Linked DNA regions of Homo sapiens: region 2 is linked to region 1. A link is a contact called in ENCODE Hi-C or POLR2A ChIA-PET data. All regions are on one chromosome and are shown on one strand. The core of a region is the stretch at or near the end of the contact, and the rest is flanking DNA. Distances in the headings are between cores, read along the strand shown. Region 1 overlaps AKAP1 (A-kinase anchoring protein 1). Region 2 overlaps CUEDC1 (CUE domain containing 1).

Evidence for each region. A loop is a pair of places that touch in the nucleus more often than their neighbours do. ChIA-PET counts read pairs that join two places held with the same protein, here RNA polymerase II (POLR2A). Pooled maps may share reads with other maps.
Region 2: a loop to region 1 is called in a map of gastrocnemius medialis, with 5 times the contacts of the local background. The contact joins two enhancer-like sites. A Hi-C loop is called at or near these places in 1 of 168 maps with a recorded cell type or tissue (gastrocnemius medialis) and 5 of 50 pooled maps. POLR2A ChIA-PET finds 5 or more read pairs at or near these places in 2 of 52 experiments (GM12878 and WTC11).

What each region holds. Positions count from the first base shown.
Region 1 is chr17:57,096,450-57,102,368 of GRCh38, forward strand. The region is part of intron 1 of AKAP1 (A-kinase anchoring protein 1); the gene reads left to right. Among named protein-coding and RNA genes, the nearest start is that of AKAP1, 14 kb to the left of the region's middle. RefSeq lists an enhancer at 2,613-2,692. Within about 2 kb of position 1,767, at least 7 of the 41 ENCODE cell types and tissues checked have a DNase peak (open chromatin) inside an H3K27ac peak, as active enhancers do; they include gastrocnemius medialis, where a contact is called at or near this core.
Region 2 is chr17:57,890,473-57,896,155 of GRCh38, forward strand. All of the region lies in intron 1 of CUEDC1 (CUE domain containing 1), which reads right to left. Among named protein-coding and RNA genes, the nearest start is that of CUEDC1-AS1, 19 kb to the right of the region's middle. RefSeq lists enhancers at 2,096-2,837, 2,498-2,547. Within about 2 kb of position 2,184, at least 35 of the 41 ENCODE cell types and tissues checked have a DNase peak (open chromatin) inside an H3K27ac peak, as active enhancers do; they include gastrocnemius medialis, where a contact is called at or near this core.

The DNA of each region.
Region 1 (5,919 bases), core at 517-3,016:
CTGGCCCCCCTGGCTTCTCTGTGGGCCATCACAATGGAGGGTGGGGGACAGTCCTAGACAGGACCTCACAACCCCACTGTGAGCTAATTTGGGATCTCTAGGGTACCCACATGAAGTCATAGCTTACTGTGACTTACACAGGCCCCTGAGGATGAAGGTAACAGTCCTGTGAGCACTGAGGCTGGGCTGGGACCAACACCTGAGCCATGGCTCCAGCACTCTGATTCCTGGCCCAGCCATGCTGCTGAGGGTGCACAGCCCAGGCCTACCATCGCCCCCACCCTTGGTGGCAGAACCGAGCACTACCCAGCAAGGTAGGTGTTGGCGGCTGCAGCATGTATCCAGCCCTCCTGTTCATTGGGGCCTTCTGGGAACACCCTTTAGAGCTGCATTGTCCAGTAGGTAGCTGCCAGCTGCAGGTGGAGAGTTCAAGTTAACCTAAAGTAGAATTCAGTGCCCTAGTCACACTGGTCACATTTCAAGTGCTCAGTAACCTCCCATGACTAAGTGGCTGCCAGTATTGGATAGCAGTCACTCTTGAGGGTCACCGAGACCTTTACCTCTTGTGACCTACTCTACTTTACCATGTTGCAACTGCTGCGACTATGGCTCCTGTGGCAAAGGTCAAACTCTTTGTCTCGCCTGACCAGCACTTCAGCTCCTAGGATTTCTTCCTGTTTTACTTTGGGACTCACTGTTCCCTCCCATGCCCAAAGATATTAGAACCTCAATTTATGTCCTGTCCCCCTCCCTACCCACCCACTGCAGCCTAAGGAAATCCTGGCCCTCTTTGAGAAAGCCTTCCTGGGCTCCCTTTGCCCACTTCTCAGCTGCTTGTGGCGCAGGGGTGTGTGTGTGAGTGAGTGAGAGAGATTGATTCTTCCATCAGAATCGTGTGCTTCTGGTGATCAGAATCTTCTGCTTATAGCAACTTAAACATATTTGAATGAATGAGCAAGGTGAATGACTGTGACCTGATGAGGAAATAGGTAAATGCATCTGATACAAGCCAAGAGGCGCTTTTGGAATCTTGCGGAGAACTCCGAGTTTGTGATTTTCCTCGACCAAACTCCCATGGAAGGGAGTATGCCTCTGCCTGGCCACAGACTGCTGTCATTCTCTGAATGCAGTGGCTGAAGTGCTGGGCTTTAGGTTCTGATTCCCTGCCCTTGGAAGACCCCCTTCAAGGGGAAGAGTCCCTCAGCAGGAACTTAATGAGCTGGGCACTCTGGAGGTGGAGTGTCTTGGGCAGGCTCCTTCCTATTGGTAGAACACCTGGGGACAGCCTTTGTCAGTGTGAACACTGGAATAATGGAAGAAATGTTCAAATTCCAGTGTAAATGTTCATTCAGAACGCAAAGTGGATGTGGCTTCACTGACCAGGCCCAAGCCCACATTGGGCTTGTTGGGCACTTGGCTCCTAAGCTGTTGTTTTTATGGTGGACTTTCCCATCAGTTACATGCGGCTCTTTTTGCAGTCACTGCAGCCAAATTGGCTTAGTCACTGGGACCAACACTCTCTGTACCATTGCCAGGGATTTGTTTTCTTGTTTAGCAGAAGGCTGTAGCCTGCAGTTACCAGGTTTGTCAGCTGAGTTGAGAGTGAGGCCATTACTTTTCTGAGGGCTGTTCTGAGAAGCTGCAGGTACCTCCCTGGAGAAAGAAGAGATCCTTTGGAACCTGGAGTGAGCAGATGAATGCTGAGGCCTGTGGCTGTAGCACGTGCCTAACTTCAGCTCTGTGTGACCACTTGGCAACTAGCCAGTATGCATCTATTCCCAGGCAAATGGACCTGCTAAAAATAAGCAGGCAGCTATTTAATTCCAACAGATTCAAAATGACAGAGTGTCCTCCCCACCAACCCTAGGGCAGGGCTCTGCAGCATCCTTCTGGGAGGCTTTTCTCTGACTGCAGACAGGTCTGCCCTTAGTCCTGGGCCTGGGGGAGGAGCCAGCCTTTGATTAGCTTGTGAGTAGGAAGGCTTTGGGGACTACTGTGATACCACTTAAATGTTGAGAAGTTCAGGTTTACAAAAAAAAACACCTCAGGGCAAAGAGAGCAACTCCGAAGAGTCTGGCCCAGTGCAGGAAGGAAGATGTCAGAAGAGCCTTGTAAGGCTAAAGGGGTATGTGTATGTATGAAAAGAGGTGGCACTACCTGGGCACTCAGGAAAGCCTGATGCATTTTATACCACCTCTTGTAGCCCTGTCGGACCACGTAAATTGGGCAAAATGGCATCTTACCAATTCCAAGAAGTCTGTTTGACTGAGGTGAGAGTGGCTCAGGGGTGAGGGAGTGAGGGGCTAGCTGATTTTTTTTTTTTTTTTTTTGAGACGGAGTCTCACTCTGTTGCCCAGGCTGGACTGCAGTGGTGCGATCTCAGCTCACTGCAAGCTCCGCCTCCCAGGTTCATGCCATTCTCCTGCCTCAGCCTCCCAAGTAGCTGGGACTACAGGTGCCCGCCACCAAGCCCCGCTATTTTTTTTTTTTTTGTATTTTTAGTAGAGGCGGGGTTTCACTGTATTAGCCAGGATGGTCTTGATCTGATCTCGTGATCTGCCCGCCTCGGCCTCCCAAAGTGCTGGGATTACAGGCGTGAGCCACCGCACCTAGCCTAGCTGATTTCTTGACTAGTGGGAAGTGGGGGCTGGTAGAGGGGCATCTGTGAGGTGTCTCCTGGCAATGGGTGCCCTTAGTGAGACCCAGCCAAGGCCTGCTGATCCCAGGGTCTCTTGGCTCTGTTCTTGTTGGAGGATGGTTCACATCTCTAGGCACAATTCCCTGGTAACAAGGAAAAAAACACATCTTCCACTCTGCTCTTCGGGGATCTGGTAATCTCTGTTCTCAAGTGCTGGTGGAGCGCTTCAAGCCAGGCAGTTTCTGTTCCTGGAAGCAATGGTGTGAGAAGGGCTTTATCTTGAGCCACTCACTGCATAGAAGCAGTGACACCTGGTTCCTGATTGCTCAGCCTTGGGTCTCTGGCTCTAGTCCAGAGTGCGGGGTGAAGGCTGGGGAGAGATGGGCACTGGGAATTTAGGTGGGACATCCTGGATTCTGTGGGTTGGGTGAAATGGGTAGCAGTATTCAGTGCCTTCTAGGAGGCCATCCCTGGCTTGGAAATGTTGTAGAAACCATGTTTTCCAGGCAGTAATTCTTCAGTAGCTCCAGTGACTATAGGGGTGACTCTAGAGGTGGTGGTCTGAGGGCTTAGAGCCTCAGTCTCTGGGGAACAAGCTGGGCAGGGAGGGCTAGTGGTGGTGTCCTGGTAAACTACAGAGCAGCAGGCAGAGATGGGTGTTGTGGCCTGCAGTGGTGATTCTGTGCATTCTGTCTGAGGACTGAGAACAGGGCAGGTGAAGTGCAGGGAGCCTAGTGACAGAAGGTGCTGGGGACTGGGTATGGGTGGCCCAGGGTACAGGACCAAAGCCAGGGCAGAGGTGCGTGCTTTGAGTGTTGGGTCTCTACCTCACTGTAGTATAGCCCCCTTATGGGATCTTGGGAGGCTGGGTGTGGTGGTGTGGTGTGGGACCAGCAACTAACTGCTGGAGACAGGCAGGACCCCTTGGGATCAACTTTTAGTTCTAAAGGGGTGGGGCTTCTCCCAGCCATCTTGAGAGGTGGTTTGTGTTTTGAGCAGACAGCCAATTAGAGTCTGCGGCCTTGGGCCCTTGATATGTAAAATAAGGAGAACTAGCCCCCGGTGGGGTAGCTGTTAGGATTGTTTTTCTTCTCTACCCCATCCCATTTAATCTTTTTCCTGCGATCAGATAATTGCTATGGGAGTCACAGCTATAAATCTGGGTGAAATGGGATTGCCTAGTTAATAAGGAATCACAATCTAAATTTACTGACCTGGCCAGGCGCGGTGGCTCACGCCTATAATCCCAGCAGTTTTTGAGGCCAAGGTGGGTGGATCACTTGAGGTCAGGAGTTCGAGCCCAGCCTGGCCAACATGGTGTGAAACTCCATCTCTGCTAAAACACACACACACACACACGCACACACACACACACAAACATTAGCCAGGCATGGTGCCGTGTGCCTGTAATCCCAGCTACTTGGGAGGCTGAGGTGGGAGAATCACTTGAACCTAGGAGGCAGAGGTTGCTGTAAGCCGAGATCGTGCCCACTGCACTCCAGCTTGGGCGACAGAGCAAGACTCTGTCTTAAATAAATAAATAAGTAAACAAACAAACAAACTGACCGGATGAAAACCTGGGTTTAGACTCCACTCCTCTTCCTGCTGGCATGTGCCCTGTTAGGTAGGATTTGAATCTTTTGACAGCAGGCCACGGGCACACTCCCCTATCCATTGCAGCCTTTCCTCATAGCCACTTTCCCGTCTCAAACTGTCCTTACTCTTTTTTTTTAAATTATTTTTTCCAGCCAGACCAACATGGAGAAACCCTGTCTCTACTAAAAATACAAAATTAGCTGGGTGTGGTGGCGCATGCCTGTAATGTCAGGTACTCAGGAGGCTGAGGCATAAGAATCACTTGAACCCGGGAGGCGGAGGTTGCGGTGAGCCAAGATCACACCATTGCCCTCCAGCCTGGACAACGAGAGCAAAACTCCCGTCTCAAAAAATTAAATAAAATTATTTTTATTGGGCAGCCCCCAAACTAGAATAGGTGTAGGGAGACTTCCCTGTCTTTACTCTTTTATTTGAAAGACAATTGAACACAAAGCAAATACAAGGCAAATCTCCCATCATTACCACTTTTTTGGGTGTGGGCGGGTTATTACAGAACAGTGATTCTCTCTTTCTTCCCCCCAGGATGGGGTCTCACTCTGTTGCAAGTGCAGTGGCACGATCTCAGCTCACTGCAACCTCCGCCTCCCTGGCTCAAGTGATCCTCCTGCCTCAGCCTCTGGAGCAGCTGGAATTATACCACCTGGCTAATGTTTTTTAGAGACAGGGTTTCACATGTTGCCCAGGCTGGTCTCAAACTCCTGGCCTCAAGCGATTTGCCGCCCCCTCCACCACCCCCAACCCCCGCCTCCCAAAGTGCTGGGATTTTGGGTATGAGCCACCACACCTGGCCTCAGAACAGTGATTCTCAAACTTGACTGCACATTGTAATCACCTTGGTTTTAAAAAAACCCTGCTGCTGGGGTCTCACTCTAAGATTCTGATTTAATAGGGCTGGTGCTGCCTTGGCCTTGGGCTTTTAAAAGCTTACCAGATGATGCTAATGTGAAGCCAAGTTGGAGAACCGGTTGTGAAAGAAATTAAAAATCTCTCCTCCCAAAAGGAGGAAGTAAGACTCTTTATCTGTAGGTAAGAAATCCCAAGGAAATCTACTAAATGGTTAGAATTAGTGAGTTCAGCAAGTTTGCAGGATACAAGATCAGTGTGTAGAAACTTCCCCTCTCCTACAACTGAATGGCTTGTTGTGTGTCCTTCCCAGTTTTTCCATGGGATTATGTGAACATAGACATTCCATACACATGGTGGTCTGTACCTTTTTGTTTTACGTATCCAGGTGATTTTTTCCATGTCGGCACATGAGATCAACTTCTTTCGGTAACATCGGTATGTCAGTGGATTCCATAATCTACCTAGCAGTGATTCCCCTGAAATGTTTGTTAATCCCAATTTTGTTTCAAATGATGCCTCAGCCTGTGCAGAGGTACGTGGGTTAAAAACATTTTGAAAAAAAATTTTTTAAGGGACTAGTCTCACTGTGTTGCCCAGGCTGGTGGCAACTCCTGGACTTCAGCGATCCTCCTGTCTCTGCCTCTTTAAGTAGCTGGGATCACAGGTGCTTGGCTTTGTGGATTTTTCTTTGTTGTGGTTTTGTTTTTGTTTTTTTAATTTAAAGATGCCAAGTGTGGGATTTCAGAGTTGTAGGATGTGGTTATGAGCTTTTAAGAGCTATCATAAGGCTCTCCGGAAAGGTAGTACAGACTTCCCCT
Region 2 (5,683 bases), core at 934-3,433, 790 kb after region 1:
CCCACTGGGCTCATCAGACCTCTCGGAGGCTGACTCAAAGGCTCCCCTGAACTCATGGTTGTGGATGACCTGGAGACTGGGAAGCAGAAACCCCACACCTGTCCTCCTCCAGGTCCCAGGAAGCCAGGATCACAGTGGCCCTCCACCTCCCCTGTGAAGGAATCCAGGCCCGGCAGGGGCGGCAAACAGCCAACCTCCTCTCCTAGCATAAGCACGCAGCCAAGGCCTGAGTCACTCCCGGCTTGGCCCACGGAGGTGGGCAAGCTGCCCCAGTGCAGTTCATCTGGCCTTGCCCAAGGTCATCCCAGCCAGCCTCCTGCCTGGTACATCAGGGCCAGCGAGGGTCTGCATGGGGGCTATGAGAGCTGGGGAGCCAGAGTCCTGGGTGCACTTTGTGACCTTAGTAAGGCTGTGTGACTTGGGGAAATTGTTTCATTTCTTTGCACCTCAGCTCCCTCATTTGTAGACATAGGGGAGGAGTATTAATAGAACGTACATGGGTACCTGGCGTATAATAAGCACCAGTGACACAGGCTGCTGTGGCTTGGGGCACAGGCCTGGGACCTTTTCCCGGGCTAGACTCACTCCCTGAGCAATCTCATCCAGCCCCATGGCTTGGAATACCATCTGCATACTGAACACTGGCTCTCATGTGCTCCAACCTCTCATGGGCACTCCCCTCAACTCCACACTCATACAGCCTTCTTGCTGCCTCCACTTGGACATCCAACAGCAGCTCCAACAACATGGATCCATCCGACCTGTGATTCCCTCCGACCCCAACCTGCTTCTCCCCTGCCTTCTCCATCTTTGTTAATGGCAACTCTCCCTGGCTCCAGCCAAAACCTTTGGAGTCATCTTGGAGTGCTCTCATTCTCTTATACTCTATGTCCAATCTATGGCGAAGCCTGTCTTCCCCGTCTTCCAAATGATTTCTGAATCTGGCCACTCCTTACCACCTCCACAGCTACCATACCCTCCCTAGCTCCCTGCCTCCCACGTGTTGGCCTAGAGACCCCTCATCACAGGGGTCATGCCCTTCCTCTGCTCCATGCCTCCCAATGGCTCCCATGTCCCCAGAATACCCAGAGCTTTACCGTGGCCAACCCACATGGTCCTGCCCATGTCACCTCGCTGTCATATGTGCACGCACACATACAGACAGAGCCTAACTCTCTGTGGCCACCTGGATCCTTGCTAGTCCACCAACGAGCCAAGCACACTCCCACCCAGGGGCCTCTGAACTTACTTTTTCCACCAACTGCTACGTTCTGCTCCCACATATCTGCATGGCTCCCTTCCTTCTGGTCCCTACTCAACCATCACCTTGAGGGGGAACAGAGTGGCAAGTCCACCCCCCAACATCCCAGTGTTCCTAACCCTTTAGGCTTCCCTGTCTTCTTCATGAAACAGACCACCTTGAATATTATACATTTGTCACTGATATCTTCTCCACTAGAATGTAAGCTCCATGAAGGCAGGGGCTTTGCTATACTCACTGTGGTATCCCCAGTGCCCGAATCAGTGCCTGGCATGGTCAATAGACATTTATTAGGCGAATGAGTAAAGAAGGGAAGGAAAGATGGAGGAGTGCTGTAACTGTGGATTTCCCTCCCTTTCCTTCCTCCTCCGGCTCACAGCAATGATGGGAGGGGGCCTTTTCAGTTTCCAAAGCCCTCTCTCCCCTACACACTCATTTACTCCTCACAACAAACCTAGAAGATATATAAGGGAATGCGTTATTATCTCACTTCACAGACAAGGGGTCTGAGGCCAAGGCAGCCCAGTGACGTGGACACAAGGCTGATGGCAGGCTGCCCCTTTCCAAGCCAGTGCCAGCACCAGGGGGCAGGAGGCTAACCCCCTCCTAGATCTGACTTGACCTTCCATTCTGCCCCCCAGGAGGACCAGGGCCCAACCCTGAAAGGTGGGAGTTAGAACAGGAAGCCACAGGTCCCAATTGCCAGCACCTTCCTGTGTCCCACCCAGAGGCCACTCTTCTGGAAGGAGGGTAAGACTCCTCAGACCAGCTCTGTCTCTGTGCACCCCAGGCTCCCTCCTCTGAAAATCACCAAGGAGCAGACCCTACGTCCATCTGTGACTGCCGTGATGCCTGCCTGCAGAGGGATTTGCTTCTTGCCTAAGATCTGGCACAGCCCAGTGGCGCTGCCAAGCCAGGCCACTAGGTGGTGTCCCAGAGCTCAGGCCCTGGCAGCTCCCAGGGAAAGGGCCAGAGTGGCTTTTCTCTCAGAACCCAAGAATGTGCCCCACCCCCACCCTTGGCCTGATTAAAAGGGAGAAGAACCACCCAGTTGCCTCAGGGGTCTTAGCACCCAAGACCCGCAGAGTTGTCAAATCATTTAATCCTAGGCAGGAAATCTTTGGCACATGTGCCACCACCTTCTAGCCCTCATCCTTGGCAGACATCACTAATCCACCCAGGTATTACTGTCCTACAGAACACACACAACCTCAGAACCCTTTGCAACACCGCCTCTGTGCAAGCCACGACCAAGTGATTAGAACTGGCATGCAAGACAAGCCACTTGCCAGCGCTCTCATTTCCCGTATGAGGACACGCAGGCCAGGCTCACTCTGTCTCATTGGGAATCCAGGCTGCAAAAGCCAGTGGGGCCAGAATGAGGTCATATGACCCTGGGAGGCTTGTGTAACCATGGTTGAGTCCTGCGGAAACCTCAAGTGTGTAATGGCAGAGGCTGCTGGGCTGGGGCAGCTGCATTCTCGGCCAATTGTCACCTCAGAGCGGGTGGGGTGCAGGGAAATCTGCCTGAGCTTCTTGGCTTCAGAGCTGAAGAGGCCCCAAAAGGGGGTGAAAGGAAGGGAAGAGGAGAGCAAGAGACAGAGGCTCTCAGGGTATGTGTGTGTGTGTGTGTGTGTGTGTTTCAGGCAGCCCTGACAGAGACGCCTTGTCCTCCTGCCCCTGCAAAGGCTTGTTTTCTTCCCAAGCTATTAATGTCGCTGCAGCTTCAAAAGCCGGGTGACCTTTAAACGCTGAGCCTCCTGCTCCTGCCCAAGGCTCGGAAAAGGCTTAATGGAAACTCGACCCAAATGGCCACAGCTGCCGGGGCTGCAACAAAGCCAGCCTCATTCCCGAGGCCCCCAGAGCTGCTGGGCAGCCACACCTGTGCCCACCCCCAGGCAGCCAGGAAGGGCAAAGAGGACCCTCGGGCACAGCCATTGGAGAAAAGAGGCCACTGGACCTTAGGGGAGGAGGAGGAGGAGCAGGGGAGAGACAGACAATGCTGTCATGCGCTGCTGTGTGACCTTGGGTACTTCTCTGGACCACTCATCTCTTCTACATCTGTAAAACACGAGAATTTGGCAGGGCACAGTGGCTCACGCCTGTAATCCCAGCACTTTGGGAGGCCAAGGCAGGTGGATCACGAGATCAGGAGTTCAAGACCAGCCTGGCCAAAATGGTGAAACACCGTCTCTACTAAAAATACAAAAATTAGCCAGGCATGGTGGTGGGTGCCTGTAATTCCAGCTACTCGGGAGGCTGAGGCAGAGAATTGCTTGAACCTGGGAGGTGGAGGTTGCAGTGAGCCAAGATCGTACCACTGCACTCCAGCCTGGGTGACAGAGCAAGACTCCGTCTCAAAAACAAAACAAAACCAAACCATGAGGATTTGATAAAAGGACTCCTAAACCTCTTTGCCAGGAAGAAGCCCCACTGCCACCCAGAGAAGCAGGACACCTGGTTTCCATGCCCACACAGCAGAGCTGCCGGCAGGGGTGAGGCTGGGGGCAGCCCCTGCCTTCCAAAGGCTACTCCATGAGCTGTGCAGGCTGGGCATGGCATGATGCCTTGGCCACCCCCACCCCTATCACTTAGATCTGTAAGGGTGGGGCATTCCTTTAAAAATTGTTTTTAATCTTTAAAAATCAGAAGAAAGGCCAGGCTTGGTGGCTCATGCCTGTAATCCCAGCACTTTGGGAGGCCGAGGCGGGCAGATCATCTGAGGTCAGGAGTTTGAGACCAGCCTGGCCAACATGGTAAAACCCTGTCTCTACTGAAAATACAAAAATTAGCCCAGTGTGGTGGCGCATGCCTGTAATCCCAGCTACTTGGGAGGCTGAGGCACTTGAATCACTTGAACCAGGAGGCAGAGGTTGCAGTGAGCCAAGATCACACCACTGTACTCCAGCCTGAGCAAGAGTGAGACTCTGTCTCAAAAAAAAATCAAAAGAAAAAATACGATTCAAAAAAGACCTTTTCTTTTCTAATTTTTCTCTCTCCTGCCTCAACACTTGTGGCCAAGTCTGTAGCCAATGGGAGATGTGGGGCAGGGACGAGGGCAAGAGGTTTCAGAGAAGGTGAATGAGGTCCCTTGTGGACAAATTGGTCCCAGAGCCTCAGTCCTAAGGACATCATCATTCATCTCTGCTCCTGAGGCCCAAATATCAGGTGTGGCTGCCACAAAAGGCACCATCAAGAAGCCAATTCTGCCTTCTAGTGAAAAAGATCCAAGATGAGGCTTCTCAGCAGAGAAACATGTCATTTGTTTGGTTCATCTTAGCAAGATAATGGTCATAATAGTCATAATGAGAATAGATAACACTTATTGCCTGCTTCCTTATATGCTAGCCACTACTCAAAGTGCCTTATTGCATGTTAACTCTCTTCATCCTCCCTACAGCTCTACAAGGTGCATATTACTACTGCTATTTCCACTTCATAGTAGAAAAATGAGGCGTAGAAGGGTTGAGTAACTTGTTCAAGGTCACACAGCTAAGTGGCCAAGCTGAAATTTGAACCCAGAAGGTCCGATTCCAGATTTAACACTCTGTATCCATTGGGCTTGATCACCATTCCATATTCCCTAGAGCCTAGCACAGAGCTGGGCACACAGCAAGAACTCAATAACTGTGAGTTAAATTGAATACTAAAGGACAGGGTTGCCCCTGGAGAGGCTGGGGGTGCCTGGGTGCCACTGGAGGTATAAGGGATGGTGCTTATGTCCAGGAAGCAAAGGAGAAGACAAAACAGTGGCAGTTTCCTCACAAAACCTTTTTCCCATCCTACTGAAGTTGTCAAGTTGCCTGAGCAACCAACTGTTTTCCACCACAACCTGGGCTGGCTGGGGACTATTTCCACAACAGTCCCTCACTCCATAAACAAAAGCCACCAGCTCAGCCAAGATATTCGACTCAGGTGCCTGGGAGGAGATCAAACCTCAGCGGATTAAGGGGGCTACTGTCCCCCTGCCCCTCCCCTCCCAGGTGCCACAGCTCTAGGGGACCCCACTGGGCTGGCAGGAACACGCGCGTTCATGCTACCAAGTCAAAGGGCCCACGCTGGAGGAAGGGGGCCACTGGTAACTCAGGTGCAGGGCCAAGGAAGCTGGGTTGGCTCCAGGCATGAGCTCATACTGGACCAGGCCCAGCTTCTTGGGAAAAGGGGTCAGCTGCTCCTCCCTGGGCTTCTCCTATAGGCAGTCAGGCTGAAGGCCCCCCCAGTAGGCTGAGTTCTGAGGTCTGGACAGCAGCAGGAGACACCTCTGGGTCCCCGGACAGGCAGCAATCCATGCCCCACAATTTAGCATCCGAACATGCCCAGGTAATCCGGGTCAAGGAACCCATGATTAGAAAGGAGTGCTCAGGATGGGCAGAGGAGGGTCCTGCAAACAGAACTCCCAACCCCTGCCCTTGCCCTCCACAC